2 separate regions of the Homo sapiens genome follow, and region 2 is linked to region 1. A link is a contact called in ENCODE Hi-C or POLR2A ChIA-PET data. All regions are on one chromosome and are shown on one strand. The core of a region is the stretch at or near the end of the contact, and the rest is flanking DNA. Distances in the headings are between cores, read along the strand shown.

The links. A loop is a pair of places that touch in the nucleus more often than their neighbours do. ChIA-PET counts read pairs that join two places held with the same protein, here RNA polymerase II (POLR2A). Pooled maps may share reads with other maps.
Region 2: a loop to region 1 is called in a pooled map, with 2.3 times the contacts of the local background. The contact joins the promoter of NEUROG2 here to the enhancer-like site in region 1. A Hi-C loop is called at or near these places in 12 of 37 single-sample maps with no recorded cell type and 9 of 50 pooled maps. POLR2A ChIA-PET finds 5 or more read pairs at or near these places in 3 of 52 experiments (GM10248, GM12878 and WTC11).

What each region holds. Positions count from the first base shown.
Region 1 is chr4:112,298,961-112,306,154 of GRCh38, forward strand. All of the region lies in intron 1 of ALPK1 (alpha kinase 1), which reads left to right. Among named protein-coding and RNA genes, the nearest start is that of ALPK1, 5.2 kb to the left of the region's middle. Within about 2 kb of position 3,536, at least 2 of the 41 ENCODE cell types and tissues checked have a DNase peak (open chromatin) inside an H3K27ac peak, as active enhancers do.
Region 2 is chr4:112,512,115-112,519,308 of GRCh38, forward strand. NEUROG2 (neurogenin 2) reads right to left here and starts at 4,066. Exons shown (of 2, transcript NM_024019.4): 1 at 3,733-4,066; 2 at 1,402-3,362. The coding sequence starts at 3,361. The coding sequence ends at 2,543. NEUROG2-AS1 (NEUROG2 and ZGRF1 antisense RNA 1) reads left to right here and starts at 3,265. Exons shown (of 4, transcript NR_161159.1): 1 at 3,265-3,526. It overlaps LOC124900760 (a long non-coding RNA gene), which reads left to right and starts at 4,691. Exons shown (of 2, transcript XR_007058231.1): 1 at 4,691-4,925; 2 at 5,694-7,194. RefSeq lists enhancers at 1,998-2,137, 4,837-5,717, 4,968-5,067, 5,168-5,287 and silencers at 2,698-2,897, 3,158-3,227, 4,548-4,827.

The DNA of each region.
Region 1 (7,194 bases), core at 2,286-4,785:
TGGCATAAGCTGTTCATTGTAAATGATTTTCTTTCTTGAAATTTTGAATATCTATGGATTGAAGAACTCTTAAAGGAATGAGCATTTAAACTTTTGGTGAAAATATATTCCATATTTTTGTTTTTTTTGTATTTTGTATTGTATTTGTTGCCTCTCTATATGGGGGAGTCTTTGTTTCTTGTTATTGATGGTGACAACTGTTTTTGCAGAATGTTGTAATATGCTTTATTTATAGAGAACTGTGGGATAGACAAACTTAAAAGAAAGAATATTATCTGGTGCTATCATTCTTCTATGTCTGAAGAAAAGAAGAGATGATTATAACTTAAATATCAGATACATACAAATACAACTTTTCCTAAGTATGGTATACATGCTACTGATTTTAGGCAGTACATGTCTAAACTTCAAAATTTTGAGTTATTTGCTAGCTTAATATAAATTAACATAATTTGCTTATAAAACCTAGAATTTCATGAATACTGTTGTTCAGGAAAGTGTTAAGTAAGAAGTTGAGCTAATTTACTATTGATTTTAAGGAAATGATTAAATAAATAATATTACAGGTAATCTGCAGATTTGGCAAAAATTATGAAGATGGCATGCAAATGGCTAAAGTTTCAGACATGCTACACTAATGCATTTGAGAAGTGGATATTTTCTTAGCCAGTGCAGTATCTTTGAATTTTACTGGGCCTTGGTTACAGAGCTCAGTTGACAATGCAATCTGTTCAATTTCCTAAGTATAGATGTACAAAGTATTTGACAGAGAAATATTTTATCAAACGTTTATCACACCTGTAGCCTAATAAACTATTATATTTCCTCGTAAATTATCATATAATTGAAGGGATGCAGAAGATAGCCAATACTTTTTCAAATAAGAGTGATAGAAAGGGTGAAATGTCTCAGCTTGAATACTACAGGTTCATTCTGCTTGTTTCACTGAACTTCTGAACTCAGGGGCCAGGGGGGACTTTAAACATTATCTAGATCAAGGGCTACTAATGGGTCATAGTATGTGCCAATGGCTATATGCAATAATTTCATTTCTGGGAATCCATCCTAAGGGGGAAATAATTCTAGACAAGGGAAAAATTCGCAAACATGTTCATCATAAAGTCGTAATAACAAATAATTGCAAGCATTCTCATAAAAGGGGGAGGTTAAGCAAAAGATACTGTACCCATAAAACATGATAGGATAAAAAATAGTACCAGCACAGAAAATACTAAGTGAAAAACAGACTCAGGATTGAATAACTTGTATGCATGCAAGTATTTACATAAAATGGTATAGATATAAATTCAGAAATATTCTAAAAGTGATTGTTGTCTTACAGTGATAGATTCTTTCCCTTCCTTCTATTTCTTTCTACATAACATGATATTCTTACAAAAAATTTTTAAATTATTATATAATATACTTATATCTTTTTTGAGAAAACAAATATAGTTTATTAAATAGAACTATATTGCTAATAATATATAGTAAATAAAACTATGCAGCTTTGGAAGATAAAAGTTTTTCCTTCTTTTTATTTGGCATACAAATAACCAGCTATGTGAAAGAAGAGAGGACGGAGTCTCAGTGCTAGGAACAAACAGGTGCAGCGGAGTCAGTGAACAGAGAAGGAAATACCAGTTGAAACACTTACTATTGGTTCATTTTTCTTGTGTTGATTGCTTCTCTGTCAACTGTAGCTTTTACTTCAGTCTAATAATTCTTTTGGCTTAAAGATAAAAAAAAAAAAGGCAGGGAAGGGGGAATGGAAATTTGGCCTGACCTGTGTGCAAATAACCTCTTAACTCATTTCTTGTTCTTATGGATTTCCATATTTTGGATTTAGTAATTTATATCTGCACATATTGTACTTATATTCAATTTTGTCATGTCTTTGTATATACTCCTACTGCACCTCAAAATGCACTGTGTCATTGGCTCACCAGCACTGCTTTGACCTTAACCCCAGCACATCTGGTTACTGTGGTGCATTCTCCATCAGTGCATAATATGCACCCAAAATATCTGCAGAATTGCCAGCAAAAGCCTTGTCCATTCATAATTACCTTTTTTTCTACAAAAAAAAAATTTAGAACCTCATCATGTGTCCTTTTAGTTGGCATTTCTTCACAGTAACTTCAGCTCTAATTAAAGTTTGGACACTGCTGGTCAGCCCGTCATCATTTTCCAAGATAACTATATCATTACCGAGAAATTTTCTTCCCTGAGGTCATGCCCCAAATAATTATTGTGAAAGATAATAAACTGTAAGTGGTAACATCTCTTTTGATATATTAATGTATTAGGTTTGACATACACTTCTGAAGATTGCAGGTTACTCAATAAGCAACATTTGAAGACCTTTGAGCCCAGATTTCCTGTTACTCTAAACCTACCCTCTTCCTTGGGACATGAGAAACTTGGTTTAGGCTTCTGAAGGCGCAGCTTGCCAGGGCAGCTCAGCAACTGTTAGAAGCGCCCTTACTGTGTTAATTCCATGCTATACAGACTCCTGCACCATTATGTAGATAAGGTTAGGCTCTCCTTCTAGCTTTCTGCTCTTTCTAGCTCTCTGTGGGGTCTTCTTGGGGCACATCCCTTGAATATATTTTCACTCAGTAAAGTGACCTCTGATCACCTTATTCCCAAGCACATGTTCTCACCAGAATGTTCAACAAGCACTTGTGATAGAGACTTGTAGGAAGAGAAATCCTCTGGGGCATTTGATACATGGGATACAGAAGATACCGTATATTCTGTATCAGCAGTCTCACATTTTATTTACTTATTTATTTATTTATTTGACAGGGTCTCACTCTGCTGCCCAGGCTGGAGTGCAGTGATGTGATTGTGATCACGGCTCATTGCAAGTTCTACGTCCTGGGCTAGGCTCACATTTTAGAGCCTGAGTGAGCTATCGACTTACAGATGCATTTTCACCCCATATCCTCCCATCATCCAATTACAGTGTCTTTGTGGACAACTGAACCTTCACTCGATGACCTCTCTCTCCAAAACCCTTCTCCTCCCTCACCACTGACTCTCAGATTCACATCCTGGAGCTTACAGTCCCTGAGACAGGGTCTAGCTCTCAAATTTTATACTTCAGTATCCAACTCCCTAAAAAACAGCCCTCTTTCTTCATCTCTGCTTTCATTAGCCCATCTGTCAAGACCTCTAGGTGCTGGTCCCTGCCCTCATTTCTCCCAGTCACCATTCCTCTGAGCCATCACTTACCTGTTCCCACAGGCCCCTCAGTCCTTAAGCATAATTACTAAGCACAATCGTAAGTGCTTAATAAAGGATAAAGCCTAAAGGCTTCTGGAGAAAACTCCACACAATTAATGACACTAAAATTCTTGGTCACACTCTCAGCTGGACCCTTGGTGCTACCTGGAGATCCCTCTACTTGTTGATGGGCAGCTTCCCGGGCCACTCCTCTCAGGTACTCTACTGAAGGTTTTTCATTCTCCTCAAGCTCCAGTTCTGCCACCTCACTTCTTACTCTCAGCCCAAAAGCAGGTAACTCCATCAACTTCCTTCCTCCCCCTCCCCTGCCCTCTACTTAAAAACCTCACGCAACCAGAGCACCTCTGCCTTTTTCCTGTCTGTTTCAGTAAAAAGTGTGTCCTGCCTCCCCAAGGCAAGGCAAACCAATCCTTACAACTGGAGTCTGTCCCCTTCCTTTTTCCTCTTTCAGGAGGACGCTGCCTTCTCAGCCCTCTGCTGCGGCAGTAAGCATGCTTAAGTGTGAGTATCCTGAAAAAAGCAAGCAAACAAACAAACAAACAAACCCCTTTTTGCAGCTACATCCCTCTTGGTCTACTTCCCTTTCTCTCCTGTGCCTCTCAGCCACATTCCTCCATAGACAAGCCTCTACTCCTCGGCTCCATTTCTTCACCTTTTACTTCTACCTCCCTGCAATCTGGCATTTGCCCTGAACTTACTTACATTCATGTATCAGAGGCTTCCCAGGAGACAAACACAAAGGCTGCTTTTTAGACTTTATTTTCTCTGTCTCTCTTTCTAAAATTATGACACTATTATGATACTAACACTTTTTCTCTAAATTCCCTCCTTTGGTTTCCATATCACCTTGAGTGATCTTCCTGCCACATCTGATCTTCTGATCTTCCTCCCACATCTCTGGCTGCTCTTACTTCTCTATTCTCTTTCTCTGCCCCATTATACATGTTAGATTCTGTTCTCTACCCTCTTTCTCTCTTACTGTGTGTTCACCTTGGATGTACTTAACACTAATATATTAAAGGCCCTGCCATTCCTCTCCCTGAGTCTAGACTCCTATCCAAATGCCTACTTACCATTTCTACTCTGTATTCCACAGGCATCTCACTTCTAACATTTTCAAAATTGGATTCATCATTTACTGCCTCCACCAGTAATTTTTATATTGCTATCTGGCACTAAAATTCACCCCAAATTCAGCCAAGCCAAAAACTTTGAAGTCACCCTAGATGTCTTTTTTATTTAATCAACAATAGCTAATCAATTTTGAAGTCACACTGATTCCATTCTCTGAATGTCTTTTGAATCTACCATATCGATCCATTCTCACTTGGTTCAGGCCATCAGCATCCTGCACCATACCGTGATCTCCTCCGTCTCTAGTCTGGGTGCAGGGCTGTTTTTGAACAATTTGTATCAGATCATGCTGTTCAGATGCCTCCTTTTCTGAGCACATATCTTTATAGCCTTCTTGATCTCCCAGCGACATGCTTCCCCAGCCACATCTTTTTTTTTTTTAATCATACTTTAAGTTCTAGGGTACATGTGCACAACATGCAGGTTTGTTTCTAGGGTACATGTGCACAACATGCAGGTTTGTTATATATGTATACATGTGCTGTGTTGGTGTGCTGCACCCATTAACTCGTCATTTACATTAGGTATATCTCCTAATGCTATCCCTCCCCCATTCCCCAACCCCACTACAAGCCCCGGTGTGTGATGTTCCCCTTCCTGTGTCCAAGTGTTCTCATTGTTCAGTTCCCACCTATGAGTGAGAACATGGGGTGTTTGGTTTTTTGTCCTTGCGATAGTTTGCTGAGAATGATGGTTTCCAGCTTCATCCAGGTCCCTATAAAGGACATGAACTCATCCTTTTTTATGGCTGCATAGTATTCCATGGTGTATATGTGCCACATTTTCTTAATCCAGTCTATCATTGATGGACACTTGGATTGGTTCCAAGTCTTTGCTATTGTGAATAGTGCCACAATAAACATACGTGTGCATGTGTCTTTATAGCAGCATGATTTATAATCCTTTGGGTATATACCCAGTAATGGGATGGCGGGGTCAAATGGCATTTCTAGTTCTAGATCCTTGAGAAAATGCCACACTGTCTTCCACAATGGTTGAACTAGTTTACAGTCCCACCAACAGTGTAAAAGTGTTCCTATTTCTCCACATCCTCTCCAGCACCTGTTGTTTCCTGACTTTTTAATGATTGCCATTCTAACTGGTGTGAGATGGTACCTCATTGTGGTTTTCATTTGCATTTCTCTGATGGCCAGTGATGATGAGCATTTTTTCATGTGTCTGTTGGCTGCATAAATGTCTTCTTTTGAGAAGAGTCTGTTCATATCCTTCACCCACTTTTTGATGGGGTTGTTTGTTTTTTTCTTGTAAGTTTGTCCAAGTTCTTTGTAGATTCTGGATATTAGCCCTTTGTCAAATAAGTAGATTGCAAAAATTTTCTCCCATTCTGTAGGTTGCCTGTTCACTCTGATGGTAGTTTCTTTTGCTGTGCAGAAGCTCTTTAGTTTAATTAGATCCCATTTGTCAATTTTGGCTTTTATTCCATTGCTTTTGGTGTTTTAGACATGAAGTCCTTGCCCATGCCTATGTCCTGAATGGTAATGCCTAGGTTTTCTTCTAGGGTTTTTATGGATTTAGGTCTAACGTTTAAGTCTTTAATCCATCTTGAATTAATTTTTGTGTAAGGTGTAAGGAAGGGATCCAGTTTCAGTTTTCTACATATGGCTAGCCAGTTTTCCCAGCACCATTTATTAAATAGGGACTCCTTTCCCCATTTCTTGTTTTTGTCAGGTTTGTCAAAGATCAGATGGTTGTAGAGGTGTGGTATTATTTCTAAGGGCTCTGTTCTGTTCCATTGATCTATATCTCTGTTTTGGTACCAGTACCATGCTGTTTTGGTTACCGTAGCCTTGTAGTATAGTTTGAAGTCAGGTAGCATGATGCCTCCAGCTTTGTTCTTTTGGCTTAGGATTGTCTTGGTGATGTGGGCTCTTTTTTGGTTCCATATGAACTTTAAAGTAGTTTTTTCCAATTCTGTGAAGAAAGTCATTGGTAGCTTGATGGGGATGGCATTGAATCTATAAATTACCTTGGGCAGTATGGCCATTTTCACGATATTGATTCTTCCTATCCATGAGCATGGAATGTTCTTCCATTTGTTTGTGTCCTCTTTTATTTCATTGAGCAGTGGTTTGTAGTTCTCCTTGAAGAGGTCCTTCACATCCCTTGTAAGTTGGATTCCTAGGTATTTTATTCTCTTTGAAGCAATTGTGAATGGAAGTTCACTCATGATTTGGCTCTCTGTTTGTCTGTTATTGGTGTATAAGAATGCTTGTGATTTTTGCACATTGATTTTGTATCCTGAGACTGCAGACGTTGCCTATCAGTTTAAGGAGATTTTGGGCTGAGACGATGGGGTTTTCCAGATATACAGTCACGTCATCTGCAAACAGGGACAATTTGACTTCCTCTTTTCCTAATTGAATACCCTTTATGTCTTTCTCCTGCCTGACTGCCCTGGCCAGAACTTCCAACATTATGTTGAATAGGAGTGGTGAGAGAAGGCATCCCTGTCTTGTGCCAGTTTTCAAAGGGAATGCTTCCAGTTTTTGCCCATTCAGTATGATATTGGCTGTGGGTTTGTCATAGATAGCTCTTATTATTTTGCAATACATCCCATCAATACCTAATTTATTGAGAGTTTTTAGCATGAAGGGCTGTTGACTTTTGTCAAAGGCCTTTTCTGCATCTATTGAGATAATCATGTGGTTTTTGTCTTTGGTTCTATTTATATGCTGGATTACATCTATTGATTTATGTATGTTGAACCAGCCTTGCATCCCAGGGATGAAGCCCACTTGATCATGGTGGATAAGCTTTTTGATGCACTGCTGGATTTGGTTTGCCAGT
Region 2 (7,194 bases), core at 2,816-5,315, 210 kb after region 1:
CCTTAGCCATTAGGGTCATCTTTTTATGGGATGGCTTCACCAATTGAGAAGGTTTCCCATAGTTGGAGGAGTAGCTGCATCTGAGATTTTGTCATGAACTATTTCTTTGGCAAGTTTCCAAAAGAAGCACCATGTATCATCAAATGTATCACCAGAAGAAGCATTGTTCAGCACCAAAACTGATGTTTTCAAACTATCATATTACAATTCCTTTGCTTGCTGGCTTGGCTTTTTAAACATTAGAAACATAAATGTGAATATAAGAGAAATATCACTTTCTCCCCATGTCAGATAATCAAAGAGCAGCTAAGAGTAACACAATCTTTAAATTAAAAGGGATTTACCAAAAGGTATCTCATGCTTGGCTATAAAAAATGAAACAAAAACCCTGAGTTAGTTCTTCCTTTGATTAAAATGGAGTTATTAGAGAGGAGTGGTTTCAGATAGACACCTCAGGAGAAATTATTATTGCATTGTGCAGAAGAGTGGAGTATTTAGCCCAAACCAGATGCAGGTAAGACATTCGTGGGGAGGTGGGTGCTGTGAACGACCAAGTTTTAATGTGATATTTTTTAGCTTGTGTTGTCATAGACACTCTTCCCCAAGGGGATTAAGCATAGAATGTGGTCAACCTTCATTTGGTCATTTTTGACCCAAAGCCAATCAAAGGTCATTCATTTCTGCTTTGGAGATTGAGGTGCAAGTTAAACCATTTTTGCTTTCTCTTTGAAGAAGTTTTGACTATGTAATTGCTTTAACAAATATTGGGAAAGCGGAGCTATTTCTGTATATATTTTCAATTCCAGTTCACTCTAAATATCTGCTTTATTCTGGGAGTCTGCTTTTAAAAGCAACTAGCTTGTTAAAATGCCTAATAGGAAATCTGCTTCTAATAATGAATTTATACGTACTGTTACATCACAGATGTTAGAGCTGGAAAGGGAGCACCCTTGGAGGTCATGTCCAATCCCTTCAGTTTACAGATGAGAATTGAAGCCAAACGAGTTGCACAAAAAACAAATTTCTACACACTCCACCAAGAAATTTCAACTTCACTTTTTTTCAAATCAAGGTTTTCTGAACTTTGGAGCTTATCATGACTTAATTATCATTTAAATTCTTCTCCCCTTTTTTGCTTATCTTGTTTGCTCAGAAATTTATTTCTTAGAAATAAATTGTGTGTTTATCTTAAAAATAGAAAGTTACACTCTTATTTTCAATATTAGTGTCTCAAATATGATTCAGCTTTTTGTGATTTCTTAGTGATATTCTACACAAAGCATTGCCCAAAAATACAAGTACTATATTCAATTTGACATGGGAAGAATTTCAAAAAAACACAACTCATTTGGCATCTAAAAATCACATAAGCAAGAAAAAGGTAGAATACAACACACAAACTTATGAAAATTAGATAGTTTATTTATAGTTTAATCACAAGAACAACTTTCTTGTTCTTCAAGATGTAAATACATACTAGAATAAACTCTGTAGAATATACAAAAAATACATATTTTCCCATGAAAAATTTCTTTATAATAAATAGAAGGGAACACGTGTGTGGCTGATCCGGATAATGCTCCGTGTCTGCTTAGGTTTTCAGACTGTTGATTTATTTTTAATCTCTTGAAAGAATGGGGGAGTTCCTTCTCCCCTAAAAGGTCGAAATAAATAATACATGAGGCAATCCTCCCTCCTGATTTTTCCCTTTTCCTCCACATTTTTCCTTTTGATAGAGAGTTCAGCCTAAATTTCCACGCTTGCATTCAATCATTACAAAGCCTACAAATTATACAATGACTTCTAACCTGCCCCTCTAACAAAACAAGTTTTTTTCCCCTTATAAATCATAAGAGACAGATGGCAAAATGGGGAAGAAAAAGGAAAGAGAAGGACAGGACAATAGGCATTGTGACGAATCTGGGAAACAGAACAAAGTGCACATCAGAGAGGGAAGTTTGGTTTGACAGGTGAAATTCCCACAGCCTGCAGACAGCAATGGGAATAAAGCAGATGCCAGCCATTGCAAATCTGTGGATAATATTATTACCAGCAAAATCATTCAGATGCTAAGATACATTTCTTTCTACTCGACATTAACATCTCTATGTAGAAGCAAAGGTGAAGAGATCACAGGAACCAGTTGCATTCCCCCTGTGAGATTCACACGAACTGCACCAAGTCCTTCGGCGTTAAAGAGAAAGGGGAGGAGCGTCAGTCCGCTCTGCAAACTCTTTAGATATGCCACCATCATCTCTTCCCAGGGTCTTTTTCGTCTCAAGAAGCGCCCCCAAAACGCCACCCTTGGCTTTGACAATAAGCTCCATCACACCTTCAGTAAATCAGAGCCCGTCTGAATGAAGGATACCCAAAGCCAAGAAATGCAAGAAACAACCGAGGAATCAGAAAGGCTACACCTGCCCTGTGAAGTGAGATGGTTTCCAGGGCGTGGAAAGGAGGGGCAGGGGAAGGGAGGAGGGCTCGACTGGGGACAGGAAAGGGAACCCACTAAGGCCTGGCGTGGGTAGCAGAAATGGCAGCTCTAGATACAATCCCTGGCTATGGGGAGGTGAGGTGCATAGCGGTGCTTGTCGGGAGGTGGGGGCTGCCAATAGTCCATGTCTGACCCGGCCGGGCTGGCGGGCGATAAAGTGCAGCTGTAGGGGGAGGTGGAATTGGAGGACACGGAGGAGGACGGCGCGGGGCTGTTGGTGCAACTCCACGTGGAGGCGGGCGAGGGGCTGTCTCCGCTGCTGCTCAGGGCGGCGCTGGCTCCTCCCGGGCTCAGCAACACTGCCTCGGAGAAGAGCGCCCCCGGCAGGCCCCCGCCGCCGCCCCCGCAGTGATCCGCCAGGCGCAGGGTCTCGGTGAGTGCCCAGATGTAGTTGTGGGCGAAGCGCAGGGTCTCGATCTTGGTGAGCTTGGCGTCCTCGGGGAACGTGGGGAGCACCTCGCGCAGCGCGTCCAGTGCCGCGTTGAGGTTGTGCATGCGGTTTCGCTCGCGGTTGTTGGCCTTCAGTCTACGGGTCTTCTTGATGCGCTGCACCGTCTCGGCCGTCTTGGCGCCTCGGGAGACGGCCCGCGCCCGGGAAGGGCGCCGTTTGCAATCGTGTACCAGACCCAGCAGCCGTGCGGGCCGGCAGCCCTCCGCACCCGCAGCCACGCCGCCCCGCGCCCCCTGCCCGGCCTCAGCCCCGCGCTGCCGACGCGCCCCGCCTGACGCGCCCGGCTCCTCCTCCTCTTCTTCGTCGGCGCTGGATGACAGCGGGGTCAGGGCCGCCAAGGCGGGGGAGGCCGATCCGAGCAGCACTAACACGTCCTCTTCCTCCTTCAACTCCAAGGTCTCGGATTTGACGAACATCCTACCGAAGAGAGAAAGGGGAAAAAGGCAGTGAGGTGTAAGGAAAGAAACAGAGGCGCGATCTTCGTGTCACAGGGGCGTGCTCCGGCGCGCACCCGAGAAGACCAGCTCCGAATGGCGCGGAGCAGGAAGGCGAAGGAAGAAACCCAGGCAGTGCTAACCAAGGTCAGGAGCGCCGCTAGCGCTCGCTGTGACCCTGCTGCCAGTCAGCCGGGTCCTGCCCTCCGCGGGCGGTCCTGCGTTCCCTCCCCGAGAAGGGACTGCGGCCTCCGCGACAAAGATTCTGCGCGGAGCAGAGGGCGTGCGGGTGTGGTTGGACTGAGTGCGGGGAAACCACCTGCGTAGTTGGAAGCGGTGGCTCGAATACTTACTTAGTTGGCTCTAACTGTGCCTCAGCGTTGCTGTGACTTTGGCCTGTGCCGGGAATCTCCGCGCAGCTGCGAGCGCAGCGCCGGGTCCTTCGCCCGGCGTGAAAGCTGCAAGCCCGGCGCTACTGTGGCGCAGCTCCGCGGGGGACCTCTGCGACCGGCGAGTTTGCCAAGAGCCCCGGCGGCGGCGGCGGCGGCCCGCCCGGGTCTCGTGTGTTGTGGTGGTGGTGCGTGTCTGTCTGTCAGTCAGTCCCTGGCCGTGCGGCTCCTGGCACGCGACTCCCAGGCACTCCAGTTAACGCGAAGCTGCTTGTGGTTCAGTGGCTGCGTGTCTGGCACACGACTCTCCTTAAAACCCCTTATATACCACCAAGAAAACAATCAGATCTGCCCCGGGCCCCCTCCTCCCCCGCCACCGCCTCCTCCTCCTGTCAGTCCTGCCCCCCTTCTCCCCCGCTTTTCCCTCCTCTGGCTTATTCTTTTCATTGCATTATCATCATTCATTTCTTCCTCTTTCTTCACCGCCTTTCCCCCTCCCTTGGCCCTGCCATCCATCCTCCTCCTCCCACCACCCCCGCCTCTCTTTTCCCCCTTTATCTAATCAACATAAAATGGTTCTAAAGCTCCTGTTGGAGCTCCGGGCTGCGGCCGGAGCTGGCGAAGCCGCAGCGGCCGCAGAGGCTCAAGCTGCGGCTGTTGTCGCCGCCGCTGTCCATTGTGATTGGTGGCTCGCGCTCGGCTGGAGCGTGCCGCTAATTTATTAATGAATGGAGGTCGCGAGGCGCAGCTGGCCAATCAGGGCGCCCTGGACTCCGGGAGGCCTGCGAGCCACGCGCACCGGAGCCCGCTCCCTTTCAGCAGCTCATTAGGGGCCCGAGCGCTGGGGGCGGATGGGGGGACCCGTGCTACCGCCCCCGCCTTCGTCCTCGCTGCCGCCGAGGCTCCCCCCGCCCGGCGCGCGCGCAGGCACCGCACCCGGCGCTGCCGGCCCTCCTAACTCCCGGGTGATGGGAACTAGGAATTAGTTAATGGGGGTCAGAATCCCGGGGAAAGCAGTTAGCCCTGTGGTGCTGCCGGGCGTCTCTTGGCAAAGCCTCTTAGGGGTTGTATCAAATAGTAAACGATTTTAAAATGGATTCATTTGGTTAGGGGAGGAGAATGGCGTGGATGGAGAGATGTGGACACCTCGTGAACAAGTGTGTTTGGGGTCCGTCGAAACTGGCGTGGGAGAGTGAAGGGAGAGGACACTGGGGATTCAAACAGGCGTCTCTTGGGAGGGGAGGTCGGATAGGGGAGCAGTTGATGAGCTTTTAGAGGATGTGAGAATGAAATCACTCACATGTTAGAGCTGAAAGGATCCCCCTCATTTTACATACAGGAAACTGAGGCTCCGGGCACTGATGCAGGTTTTGCTGGGGTTAACCCAGTTTATAGCCTGGAGGGACAGCAAGGAGGCTTCCTGCGTGGGTGGCAGCGAACCGAGCGGGAGGAGCGGCAGAGCTGCTGCTCCTGCAAGCAAATGCGCTGCGCTGACATTTCTGTGACCTCTGCTCCGCGCTGGGGGGCGTTGTAGGGACAAGGGGCCCATCTTCCCAATTCTGCTTTTCAATGAGAAAAAAGAGCTGAAGGGCTACTGGACCTCGGGGGAAACTTGTTCTCAATTGCTCGTTAGCCCTCCCCACTTTCCCCACGTTCATGCCCACCCTCTTGTCGACATGGGGATGGATCCGGACTTCAGTAGACCGGAGTGGCGTCCCTTGAGATCCCCTTTGCAAATTAACTTTAGGCAAGGCACAGTTGGAGTGTTAGGAGTGGAAGAGTAGAAGGGAAAGAGAATGCTGTCTTCTGGTTTCTGTCTCCCTCAGTTTGTAGGACTTAGAAACAAGCTGTATTCCAAAGACGGGGTGGTTAAATTAGCTGTTAGTATTTTGGCATGGCTTTAATTTGTTTAATGTTTTCTTCAGGGAGGTAACAAGGAGGATTGGAAGGCACAAAGTAAAGAAAATGAAAATTAGAAACTTGTGAAAAGGAGCATTACCCATTGCAGTTCTTCAAACTTCAGACTTCCTTCTGTCTTGGAATTACTTGAAAACTATCATGATTTCCACTTTGCTCTTTGATGTTTGTGTTTTCATATTCTCCCTTTTTAAAGCAAATTCCCAAAATATAAAAGCATCATTTGCCAGTTTCCTCCTCGACTATTTTAGAACAGCTAAATTTCATGTGTTAGAAGTGCAGAAATGAAAATGAAAGAAGAAAAGAGAGACACTTTCAATGTTTCTAGCACACAACACCTGCCTCTCACATATCTTTGGGTTTCTGTCTATCATGAACCTGCAGAATCAGAACCTCATAAAAAGTCTGACCAAGCAAAAATTATGCTAGAAGTGCTTACCTTTGTTGCTGTACACATGAGCGTTAATTTATGGGCAATTATCACTGATACGAAACAAGAAAATACTCTTCTCATAGTCCCCCTAAAAGAAAACACTCTTCTCATAGTCCTCCTAAAAGAAAACCTGCCAAGGATGTGGATGTGTCCAGTCCAGTAGGGACTGAAGGAACATGTGGGAGCAGACACAGAATTTGTTTGTAAATTTGAATAAAATATAAGGACAAGAAAGCTAGGTTCTGAGGAAATGATCAAGACTTTTAAAAACAAATACCTGAATGATAGGAGGAACCTTGGTTTTTCAGTCTTTAGATATCTATATCGCTTCACAGGAGTTGCCTGCAAAGAAATACAAGCCAAAATAGATTAATGTAATGAAAACAAAGGAAAATTTATTTTAGTGTCAGTGGAGATACCTGTCTTTGGACACGTTGCTTTAAACTTTTGGTTTAGCTAGGAAGTGCTGGGTTGATTTAATGATAAAATATATTTGGGGGAAGAACAGAATTGGAATCCAGTTAAGTAGAAGTAGAGACTTAAAGGGAAACTTGGTGAGCCTCATATAACCCCAAATAACAATGAGATCAAGCTGGGTTTGATGCTTAGTGCCAGTGAAACACACAATGGATTTCTTTAGTTGATTGTTAACAGTATTTGGACATCTGACTCTCCAGTTTTTTTATTCTCCCAGGATTTTATGTTTTTATGACTCACTGAAAGGGCACATGTTTTCCTGTGACAAAATCCAAACCTTCTATACTGTCTGTGAGTGATAAGTTAATAATGCATATTTAAGTATATCCTACACAGATGCTTAGTAATGGTAAAATTGTATTAAGGTAAACTACACACTTCCTATTCTGGAAGTTTCCTGCAAAAGGAAAAACTATTCCAACAATGTCAAGAAACTTAGGATTATGTACATATTCAAACATTGCTATAAATCAATTTCTAATCACTAAACGTAAAGCCATCATCGGGTTTATAGAATTTTATTTTTTTTAATGAGGGCTTCTTTGGGCATATGCAGTGATGTATGTCCGATTACTATAAAAAGTACATCTGTAAATGAG